3 separate regions of the Mus musculus genome follow, and regions 1 and 2 are each linked to region 3. The links are chromatin contacts, found by Hi-C or POLR2A ChIA-PET in ENCODE. All regions are on one chromosome and are shown on one strand. The core of a region is the stretch at or near the end of the contact, and the rest is flanking DNA. Distances in the headings are between cores, read along the strand shown.

What was found. Hi-C counts contacts between places; a loop is a spot of excess contacts on that map. ChIA-PET counts read pairs that join two places held with the same protein, here RNA polymerase II (POLR2A).
Region 1: POLR2A ChIA-PET joins it to region 3 with 16 read pairs in embryonic stem cell. The contact joins the enhancer-like site here to the promoter of Rsrp1 in region 3. POLR2A ChIA-PET finds 5 or more read pairs at or near these places in 4 of 5 experiments (Patski and embryonic stem cell).
Region 2: POLR2A ChIA-PET joins it to region 3 with 11 read pairs in embryonic stem cell. The contact joins the enhancer-like site here to the promoter of Rsrp1 in region 3. A Hi-C loop is called at or near these places in 3 of 37 maps with a recorded cell type or tissue (heart, left cerebral cortex and mature B cell). POLR2A ChIA-PET finds 5 or more read pairs at or near these places in 4 of 5 experiments (Patski and embryonic stem cell).

What each region holds. Positions count from the first base shown.
Region 1 is chr4:135,289,966-135,293,483 of GRCm38, forward strand. It overlaps the pseudogene Gm12983. Among named protein-coding and RNA genes, the nearest start is that of Gm30701, 6.6 kb to the right of the region's middle. Within about 2 kb of position 2,011, at least 1 of the 3 ENCODE cell types and tissues checked has a DNase peak (open chromatin) inside an H3K27ac peak, as active enhancers do.
Region 2 is chr4:135,310,939-135,314,697 of GRCm38, forward strand. No RefSeq gene overlaps it. Among named protein-coding and RNA genes, the nearest start is that of Gm12984, 6.7 kb to the left of the region's middle. Within about 2 kb of position 1,898, at least 1 of the 3 ENCODE cell types and tissues checked has a DNase peak (open chromatin) inside an H3K27ac peak, as active enhancers do; it is heart, where a contact is called at or near this core.
Region 3 is chr4:134,922,263-134,925,821 of GRCm38, forward strand. Rsrp1 (arginine/serine rich protein 1) reads left to right here and starts at 1,363. Exons shown (of 5, transcript NM_023665.3): 1 at 1,363-1,505; 2 at 1,613-2,220; 3 at 3,031-3,170. The coding sequence starts at 1,665.

The DNA.
Region 1 (3,518 bases), core at 761-3,260, 370 kb after region 3:
ATCCACCTGCCTCTGCCTCCCAAGTGCTGGGATTAAAGGCATGTGCCAACACTGCCTGGCTCAAATCCTATTTTTTTTTAAAGATTTATTTATTTATTTATTATATGTAAGTACACTGTAGCTATCTTCAGACACACCAGAAGAGAGCCTCAGATCTTGTTACGGATGGTTGTGAGCCACCATGTGGTTGCTGGGACTTGAACACTGGACCTTTGGAAGAGCAGTCAGGTACTCTTACCCACTGAGCCATCTCACCAGCCCTCAAATCCTATTTTTAATGATGGTTCTTTTTTGTGTGTTTGTTTTTCAACAACTAGTATTTTATTCAGATAGCAGTTCCGTTACACATGGTCCAAGAACATTCAAATAAGAACTCAAATCGGAAGTTAAAGGTTGGTTTTCAGACATCATAGCGAACAATGAATGCCACGTTTGCCTATGAACTCTCTGATATAAAACCACATCCACACCTTAGTGGCCACCAAACCGTTCAGCACAGCTTCCTTCACTGTAAGGTGTTTGAAGCTACCAGTTTTAGCACTTTGAATGATTTTTTTCACACTCTGAATAGCTATAGGGATTTCACCAGGGGTTGGGGGGAACCATCGCAACCTTGGCGTAGTGCCAAAATGTGACCAATCGAGGTAAGTCATGGCAAAGGCCACCATCAACGGTGCCTTCTCCTCAAAGTGGCAGATGAATTTGGCCATGGTCTAAGGTGGAAGGTATGTCTCCCCGGACCACCGGCTGAATCTTAATGATGGTTCTTAAATGCTTTAACTTCCCTTTTAGCCCACCACCCACCAGAGGTAGTGGGAAAGAAAGGATATGGGGGAAGTGGGCCTGTTTAGAAAGGTTCTTTGGAGCAAATCCCTTCTGTGTGGTCTGGAAATCGGCAGTTCAGTTCATAGGTTAGCAGGCAGCAACAGCTCAACCCACTCACACACACCTCACAGATACACCAGCAGTCCAGCTCAGTAGAATCAGGTTAGCAATAGCAGCGGCATGACCTAGCAGAGACAGCCAGGCCTCAGCCTCCGCTCAAGTCAGCAGGGGGGACCTGGAAGGACACCAGAAGTTCTCCTACACCTCCCTTGACTCAGCACAGGCCTTGCCTCAGCTGACATCACTCTGCCAGTCAGCCCAAGTGTATGGAAGCGGAGGCAAGAAACTGCAGCACACACCATAAGTTTTTGGGTGTGTTTTTCTCTATGGTGTCCTGACAAATGCAGCTCAACTATGCAATGTAAGGCGGACCAATAAGTTCATGTTGTCAGCAAAGAGTCCTTCATCACGTGTCCTTTCATGTGCTTGCCTTAGCTGAACATCCTGTCTCCTGTGTCTGCTTCAGCGAAACGTTCCTCCCCGAGTCTGCCTTAGCCTTTCACACCTGTGTCCACTTTAACGAAATGTTCCTTCACGTGTTTGCCCCAGCAAACCACCATCCAATCGACTTTCCAAAGAACCCTTAAGTTTCCACTTGAGTGTCTGCACACATACCTGACATGGTACCCCTGAGGAGGCCAAAAGGAGCCTGTTCTTCCTTCCACCATGTGAGTTTTGGGGGGTGGAACCCAGGTCATACAGGTTGGCAGCAAGTGTCTTTACCTGCTAAGCCATCTTGCCAGCTTTCCATCTTATTTTCTGAGAGAAAAGCTCTCCCTGCACCTAGAGCTCACAGATTGGCTAAGCTGGCCAGCCAATGAGCTCCAGGGACTCACCTGTCCGTGCTGTGCCCACCATCAGGCTGACTTTTTATGTGTGCGCTGGGGATTCGAACTCAGGTCCTAGTGCTTGCCCACTGAGCCACCTCCCCAGCCCCCAGAGGGCTATCAACAATGAATTTTCTTGTTTTTTTCTTGAGGACAAGTTCATGGGAAAGTAAAATCTGTTCTTGAGGCCAAGCTGCCACACCAGTCACAGCTGACATTCTTGAGCTGAGCCTCTACAGCCCCCTCCTGCTGGCCTGGTATCTGAAACAATGAGCGATTCTGAGCCACTATCTCCAGCGTCTTAGATTTGCCTACACATCTCTCTTACTTCTTCTCAGCTCTCAGAGACAAACTGGGGCGTTCTTTCCTTGTGTACCGGATGTGTCCCCGCCTGGTGTGAGCAACTAAGTACTCTCTCCTTCCTACTGCCAAGGTGGGGACCTGAGTCCCCCTGGAGCCACCCGGATTTGAAGCTCAGCTCCACCCAATGTGTAGCTGAGAAAAATCACCTAACCTTCCTGTCTCTATGGGGAATAACAGTTTTCCCAAGTAGATAAAGCTGTCACAGGACTTATTCAGCCATGTTCCCTGTTGTTACCCTCTCCCCTCTCACATGGAGGTGACAGCAAGGATGATAGAACTCAGGAATTTTTGCGTAGCAGTACAGGTACTCTATCTTTGGGCTACACCCCTTAGCATATAAACTGAAGTTCTCTCGAGTCTTGTTTTAAGACAGCTCACGGGGATATCTCAGGCTAGCTTTAAATTCACCTGAAAATGAAGACGTCATTGAATTTCTGATCCTCCTGTACACACCCCTGTCATATGAGGTGCTAGAGATTGAACCCAGGGCTTCTAGGCAAGCACGCTTCTAGCTGAGCCACGCCCCAGCTTCAATTCTGGCTCTGAGGCTGGCGTCAACTTCTAGACTCCCCGCTGCCTTGGCGTTTGAAGCCCATAGACCTTTGCTCATGCTGTCCCCTCTGACCCTGTTCCCATACTCCCCCTGCCGCTCCACGCTCCGTGTCTTTCTCAGGTTTCAGGTTTCAGGCCTCCAGGGATCTCTGGCAAACACACCTCCACCCTCAGTCCAAATAAACCACTTCCTCCGGGGATCCACAGCACAGAGTGCAGGGCAGCTCCTTGCCGCTTAAGTTGTTTGTGTAACTCGAGGTTCTTCCCACCCTAGCTCCAGCCCACAAGGGTCACTAGCTCTCAAAGCTCCATCCACAGGCCCCTTGGGGCTTCCCAACAAACTCCCCCTCCCTCCAGCCCTCTATGGGGAAGTGGGGTGGGCTCACTCCTACCCATCTTTGGGCTCCAGAGGTTTCAGGCACTGTCATTGGTCCAGGGTAGACCACATGACTGAGCTCACCCAATCATAAGCGGCTGGTGTAGAGACTGATTTTTCTCCTCCCCTCCCCTCCCCTCCTTTTTCTTCTTCTTCTTTTTTGTATTTTAGGTTTTTGTTCTTTACTTTTTTTTTTCAAGACAGAGTTTCTCTGCGTAGCCATGGCTGTCCTGGAATTGACTCTGAAACTCAGAGATCCTCCTGCCTCTGCCCACATGGCCAATCTGTTACTTTTTGGTTTGGTTTGGTATTGATGCAGACTCTCACTCTGTACTACAGGCCGTCCTGAAGTTTGCTCTAATGGCCGCAGACTCTCAAACATCCTCCTGTCTCACAGCCTTCCCAAATGCAGAGATTGCAGGTTTGAGCTAACAAACCCTGCTTAGTCTCTCTCTCTCTCTCTCTCTCTCTCTCTCTCTCTCTCTCTCTCTCTCTCTCTCTCTTTTGCAAGCTCC
Region 2 (3,759 bases), core at 648-3,147, 390 kb after region 3:
ACCTTGGGTTGGGGGTCTGGAGAGATGGCTCAGCGGTTAAGAGCACTGACTGCCCTTCCAGAGGTCCTGAGTTAAAATCCCAGCAACCACATGGTGGCTCACAACCATCTATAATGGAATCCCATTCCCTCTTCTGGTGTGTCTGAAGATAGCTACAATGTACTCATATTTAAAAAAAAAAAAAAAGCCCTTGGGTTGGGAGTGTAGCCAAGTGGTAGAATGTTTGCCTAGCATGCACAAGGTTCTGGGTTCAAATCCTGTCACAGGTTTAAAACAAAGAGTTGAGTATAATTTCATACTTGGAAGCTGGAGGCACCAGGATCAAGAGTTCAAGGTCAAGTCAGACAGACATCAATGAATGGGAGGAGAGGCCCTTTGTCCTATGAAGGCTCTATTTCCCAGTGTGGGGAAATGCCAGGGCCTGGAAGTGGGCGCACTGGCTGCTCTTGCAGAGGACCTGGGATGGATTCTCAGCACCAATGTGGCATCTCACGACTGTGTGTAACTCCAGTTCCAGGGGGTCTAATACTGTCTTCTGAACTTTGAGGGCACTGTGTGCTCAGGATGCACATATAGACATACAGGCAAAACACCCATAATAATAAATACCACCTTAACCTGCACATGTGAACTACATGGCGACTTATGTCAATTTTTTTTTTTTTGAGACAGAGTTTCTCTGTATAGCCTTGGCTGTCCTGGAACTCACTCTGTAGACCAGGCTGGCCTCAAACTCAGAGATCCACCTGCCTCTGCCTCCCAAGTGCTGGGATTAAAGGTGTGTGCCACCACGCCCGGCGATTTATGTCAATTTTATTGCAATAGAAATGCAACAAGACAAAAAAATCTTGTGAAAACTGTGGCTCATTTGTAGGGCGCTTTTTTTTTTTTTTTTTTTTTTTTTGGTTTTTTCGAGACAGGGTTTCTCTGAATAGCCCTGGCTGTCCTGGAGCTCACTTTGTAGACCAGGCTGGCCTCGAACTCAGAAATCCGCTTGCCTCTGCCTCCTGAGTGCTTGTAGGGCGCTTTTTTGTTTGTTTGCTTGTTTTTCGAGACAGGCTTTCTCTGTGTAGCCCTGGCTGTCCTGGAGCTCACTTTGTAGACCAGTCTGGCCTCAAACTCAGAGATCTGCCTGCCTCTGCTCCCAAGTGTAGGGCGCTTTTTAAAAACACATGCTCAACCCTGGGCTCAAGCCCTCCCAATACAAAACCAAGAGAAAAAAAAAAAAAAAAGACTCTCGTGTAAATTCCCCAAATGAAAGGTGAAGATCAGCAGCCCTAGGTGCTGAGATGAGACGGACAAGCAACCTGTGCCCTCGGCTTCCTCCCTGAGCCCATGAACCTGATCCCAGTGAACAGACTTAGAAATCCCGTAGGAGCCTTTGACAGAGGGACCTAGGGACTCAGTGGAGCAGAGCGGAGCAGAAGTGGGGGTCCTGCTATGAGCGATCAGAGCTCTTGGTGACTGGCACTGGAGATGACCCAGGAGCACACCCACCGTAGTCGATGCTAAGCCTTCAGTGGAACCTGGAGGGAACCCAAGGGGAGCACTGTCCCGCACAGTCCTCAAAGGGTTCTCAGACAGTGATAGAGTCAAGACTGGGGAAACATAGCCACTCCCAGAGTATCACACCCCTGGGACTGAGCCCTGCCATCCACCAACAGAGGGGGGGTGTAGGGTACACTTCTGCACCAGCCGAGAAGGACTCAGGACGCTTCGTGACCCTGTGGTGAGGCTCTGCATCAGAAACACAGTATGCGGAGTCCTTGGGCTACGGTTTTCTGTAGTCCAGGAATGAAGCTGCTGCCCAGAGAAGGGACTCCCAACCCCAGCGGGAGAGCTGGGCAGCCATCTGATCCACTGCAGCTGTGGGGAGGGTGGATTCAGTGCAGGGCAGGACCATGGCAGAGAGGCTGCCAGTGGGAGGGGCTTTCCCAGACAGCCTTCTGTATGGCTGATGCCAAGGCTAGGGTCAGATGATGACAGATTTCCTGCTGAGCCCTCTGAAATGTTTGGAACTCGGCAATGACAGTCCAGAAGTTTCTGTTTCCCTGGAAGGCTCTGAAAGGAGAGTTCTAGATAAAGACTCCCGGTTTTGTTTTTGTCCTCTTACCCTGCCTGAACTATCCTGGCACCTCCACTGGGGTGGAACAATGGCTCTGAGACACTTGGCCACTTCCTGTCTCGCATCAGCATTTATTTAAGAAGCCCACTTCTTGGGTTTCGCAGAGGCACACTCTTCTCCGAGACCCACTGAAAAGCCATCTCTAGCTTTCAGTTCAACGCAAAGCATCGCTTCATTCTACAGACGAGGAAACTGAGGCCTGGAGAAGGTCAACTCAGCCTCCCCGTCCTTGCCACACCCTTCAGCTTCCAAGAATGCCTCAAGAGGGAGTGTTAGGTGACAGGAAACAGAAACACAGAAACGCTAGCTTTGAGGCACTAAAGCTGGGCCTGCCTCCCCCTCTCCTGCTTGCTTTGGCTAGAGTTGTCCCTTCCCCTCGGGACTTCAGTTGCCTTATCTTGTAAACGCAGATAATTATAGCAACCGCTCTCCAGGGTTGACGTGTAAATGAGAAGAGCTGGTCATCTGTCGCGAGCTCGGTGCACTGTAAGCTGAAGACACTGAGCAAAATGAACAGCCCTGTTTAGTCATGGTGACAACTCGAATGTGCAATACCCCCACCCAGAGACCCATGCATTGTACACTCCAGCTTGTGGGAGGTTGGGAAACCTTCGGGGCATTATACACATAGGTCACTGTTTGGTAGTGCTTCCGATCCACCAAGATACAAACAAGCCACTGTCCTAGCTTTTCATCCAGGTATGTCCAACCCTTCCTCTGTGGTGGAGCAAAGGTCGCTGTGGTGACCAGCTGACCCCTTATCCCTGTAGTCATAGCAATGACATCAGCAGACACACTCAGAGACAACCAGGTGTGTGGCAAGGATCCTGGACCCGCCGCTCTTCACTCTGAGAGAGGTGGAGAGGTCACGAGGACTCATTCGCTCCCCTCTGCCTCCCTTGAGGTCACAGAAGGAAGGGAAACTGAAAGCAGAACTCTATGATGCGATTCTCGTGAAGCCATCCCTCAGAGATGTGGGACTTTTGGGTGACACAGCTTTCTGAGTCGCCCACGCCTGTGAGTTTCCCTGCACAATGCTTCCATCAGGAAGTCTGAACCAAGCTGGACTCTGGGTGAGACTTTCTTTTTTTCATTTTGGGGTGTGTGTGTGTGTGCTCAAGAATGCATGCACATACTTCTTTTGTTTTTCAAGACAGGGTTTCTCTGTGTAGCCCTGGCTGTTTTGGAACTCTGTAGACTAGGTTGGCCTTGAAACTCTCAGAGATCCACTTGTCTCTGCCTCCTGAGTGTTGAGATTAAAGGCATGCGCCACCTTGTCTAGCTGCGTCTCTTTTTTCAATGCCTCATCAGTGGCCTGCCTTGTCCTAAGAAAAGCAACACAGCGGCTACACCGGGACCTCCTGCCGCCTCTGGTTGAGCCACTGTGGCAGCCACGTCTTCACCACAGTGACAGATAAGCCCTTGTCAATGTCTCTCCCTGAGTCCGTTCTGCCACCCGTTTTGTCATAGTAAAGGATACAGTCACAGGTCTTGACAGCGAGTCCCTCGTGTGACCTGTAGCACCCAGATATTGCATAGCCCCGTTTTCCATCAGCACCTGGCCCTGTGTCCTCACTGGCTTCCGGGAGAATGCGTCAGTGATGGTGGTTCCTCAAATGTCCTATCATTTGTCA
Region 3 (3,559 bases), core at 113-2,612:
TGGGACCTTTGGAAGAACAGTCGGCGCTCTCAACCACTGAGCTATCTCACCAGTCCCACAAGCATTCTTTATTGCTGAGCCATCCTGGTGGCCACAGTAAGGTTTTTATTTCTTCACTTTCGCTGTATATTGGGGAAGGAGGAGGAAGGAGGCACGAACAAAGAGTCCTTATTTCTGTCATCTCCCTCTAAAATCCAGAGCTTCTGTAAAACCCTGCCTAATTTCTAAGAACACCATCTCCCAATATTGAAATAGCTATTTCGTTCAGTGCTGTTCACTTACCCACAGTTTTCAAGGTCAGATATGCCTCATGACATTGAGTGTTTGGAATTTGCCCTGGAAATAAGATTAAATGTCCTGTCCTAATCACACTTGTCTTAGAACAGACCTATCGGGCTCAGGAAATGGCTTACTATTAAGAGCACTTGCTGCATTGCCTAGCACAAAGTCTGGGTTCCCAACACCCCCATACTTGGTGGCCCACAATGGCTCTGTCTTCGGTGGCATCCTGTACACACAAATTACTCTCTCTCTCTCTCTCTCACACACACACACACACACACACACACACACACACACACAATCAAGGATCACTGTTGCTCCTCAAAGGTCAACTGTGGTCGTTGGAATTCCTGTCTCGACCTCAAATTACCTTAATTAGCTCAAACAAGGCCGTTAAAGCAGCCTTTCTAAATTAAAACTATATCTTCGGGGTCCAGGGATACCCCTCCCAATCTCCACCATAGGAGGAGCCAAGAAGGGAAGCTGGGCAGCGGCTGGGGGAGGGAGGGGACGACACATGACCCGGGGACGACCGAGGCACGGGAACCGACTTGTCCTCTGTGTCCTTGATCCAGCTTTTGAGCCGGCTAAATTCTTTGCTACCCTCTCCTTTTCCCGAATTTCAAAATCGAAAGCAGGAAAGGAAGCCAAACTAAACCAAACCAAACCAAACAAAGAAAAACAAAGTTGGGCGTGGTGGCGCAGACCCCCTAGCTGAGAAGCAGAGACATGGGGATTGCCGCGAGTTCGAGGCGTGACAGGGGTACACAGCTAGCTCCTGTCTCAAAAAAAAACTCAAGATCCAAAAGCAGCCAAGGACCCCACAAACAAACAAACAAAAAACCCTGAAGTAAACAAATCCTCAAAATACCCGGATGTAGAAGGCGGGCGGGAGTGGGGGATGGGGAGGAGGCGCGGCCGTTGGTGGAGTGACAACTGACGCGCATGCGTGTCTCCAAGGCGCAGCCAACATCGCTTGGCGATTGGACGAGAGTGGGACCCGCCCTTTCGCACGGATGTCTGTGCGCATGCTCGGCGCCAGCTTCCAGTATTTTCGATGCTGACGTCGCCACTAAGCTCAGTCCCAGTCTGGACTTTGGCAGTGGAGGTTCCTGTGCTCTCCGGTCGCTGGAATCGGGAACCTCGCCCGCTTCGGTTCCTGGTCGCAGAGAAAGGTGCCCGCTTGGCCTCTCTCGCCCTCGCGAGCTCTTCATCCGTTTAAGGTGAGTGGGGCCGCTTGGTCAGGGACCGGTTCGCCCTGGGGTGTCGCGCACGCGCACTGGGCACTGCGCGCCCCACCTGGATGATAGACTCTTGACTTTCTCTGTAGTTCCTAGACGCCGTTGCGTTTGCGGACCGATCTCCGTTTTCAGAAGGGAGCCATGTCCTCGGCCGCCATGTCTAAATACGTGAACGACATGTGGCCCGGCTCTCCGCAGGAGAAAGCCTCGCCGTCCACCTCGGGCTCGGGCCGCTCCAGCCGCCTGTCGTCGCGCTCCCGCAGCCGCTCTTCGTCCCGCAGCTCCCGACGCGACTCCCGCAGCTCTAGCCGCTCGTCCTCGCGCAGCCACAGCCGGCCGCGGAGGAGCAGACGGTCCCGATCCCGGTCCCGCAGGCGCCACCAGCGCAAGTACAGGCGCTACTCACGCTCGTACTCACGCAGCCGGTCGCGCTCCCGCAGCCACCGCTATCACCGCGACAGCCGTTACGAGCGGCCGCGGAGGTACTACAAGTCGCCGTCGCCCTACCGCTCCCGGAGCAGGTCGCGCTCCCGCGGGAGGTCGCAGCACCGGTGGTCGTACTACGCGATCACTAGAGGGCGGCGCTACTACGGCTTCGGCCGGACGGTGTACCCCGAGGATCGCCCCAGGTGGAGGGAAAGATCCAGAACCAGGTCGCGCAGCAGGAGTAGAACCCCATTTCGCCTGAGTGAGAAAGGTGCGTTTTATCAGGTTGAGGTTTGTGCCCTTGGTGGGGGTGGTGTTGGGGATTGAGTTCTGGACGCTTATCACCGAGCCACCTCCCCAGCTCCTCCCCGCGTTTAACTTCCTCAGCGCGCTGTGAGTCAGCCAGGGAGTCATGTGGTTGAGCAGTTTAGCTGGGATTTCGTAAGATTAGGCCCAGGACATCTTAACATCTAGGCCTGCGTTTGTTTTGGTGCTGGAAGTCTTTTGAGATTTCTTGAAGTGAGAGAGAGTTTTTTGTTTAGTTAGTAGTTAGGTAGAATATAGTTTCTCACGTATTTCCTTTCACCTTGTGAGTAAAGTCCATGCCGGATGTGACCGGTGCAGTAACCTGAACTAAAGTCCATTTATGGCTGTGGTGGTCAAGAGAGAGGAGGCTCACTCTTTCCTACTAGCTGGGTGAAGTCAAAACACATTTTTTTTTTTCATGATTTACTCAAAAATGGGTTTTGACTGGCCTTTCTGTTAAGTAACATGGCAATTTGATGTTACAAAGTAGGTAAGTTTGAGCTTGTGTGCAGACTCTGTATCAAGATTAGTAGTCTAGATAACTGTGCTATAAAGTTTATCAAACACTTCAGTTTACAGAAATAAACATTTAAAGAAAAGGCAAAATAGGGCTGTTTGTCAGAACAAAACTAACTTGTTGAGGTAATTAAGGAAAGTTGGGTTTTTTTCCTCACTATAAAGGGATTTTTTTTAGAATTGCTTTACATATAAAGAGAAAAACATTGTTTTAGGAGAGGTACTTAGTAGAGGATAACGAATGTCTTAATGCCCTTAGATCGAATGGAGCTACTAGAAATAGCAAAAGCCAACGCAGCAAAAGCTCTGGGAACAGCCAACTTCGACTTGCCAGCAAGTCTCCGAGCCAAGGAGGCAAGCCAGGGGACAGCTGTTTCCAGCAGTGGGCCAAAGGTGGAGGTAAGTGCCTTCAGGAAGCTGCTGCCAGCATTTATTACCCTTTGCCAGTGAACACAACCCTCCTGGGGTTCTTTATATCATTTGTCCAGAACAAAACCTTAATCTGACAAGTATCAGCCTGTCTCACAGGAAACTGGGAGACGATGGACTACTTTCGTGTCGACACTTGGACACTTGGTTTGCTCTTTACACTACAGTAAAAACAGTACATTGTTGGTAATACTTTCTCTCCCTCTAGTCTCTAGAGACTGGAGTGTTGTCAGTAGTTTTCATGTACACCATTATGTTCCCAAGTCTGTGCTCAGCATACAGTATAGTTTATCTGCTTTATTTCTGTCTTATAGAAATCATGAATGTGGTCTCCAGACAGTGATGAAGAAAATCTGTTG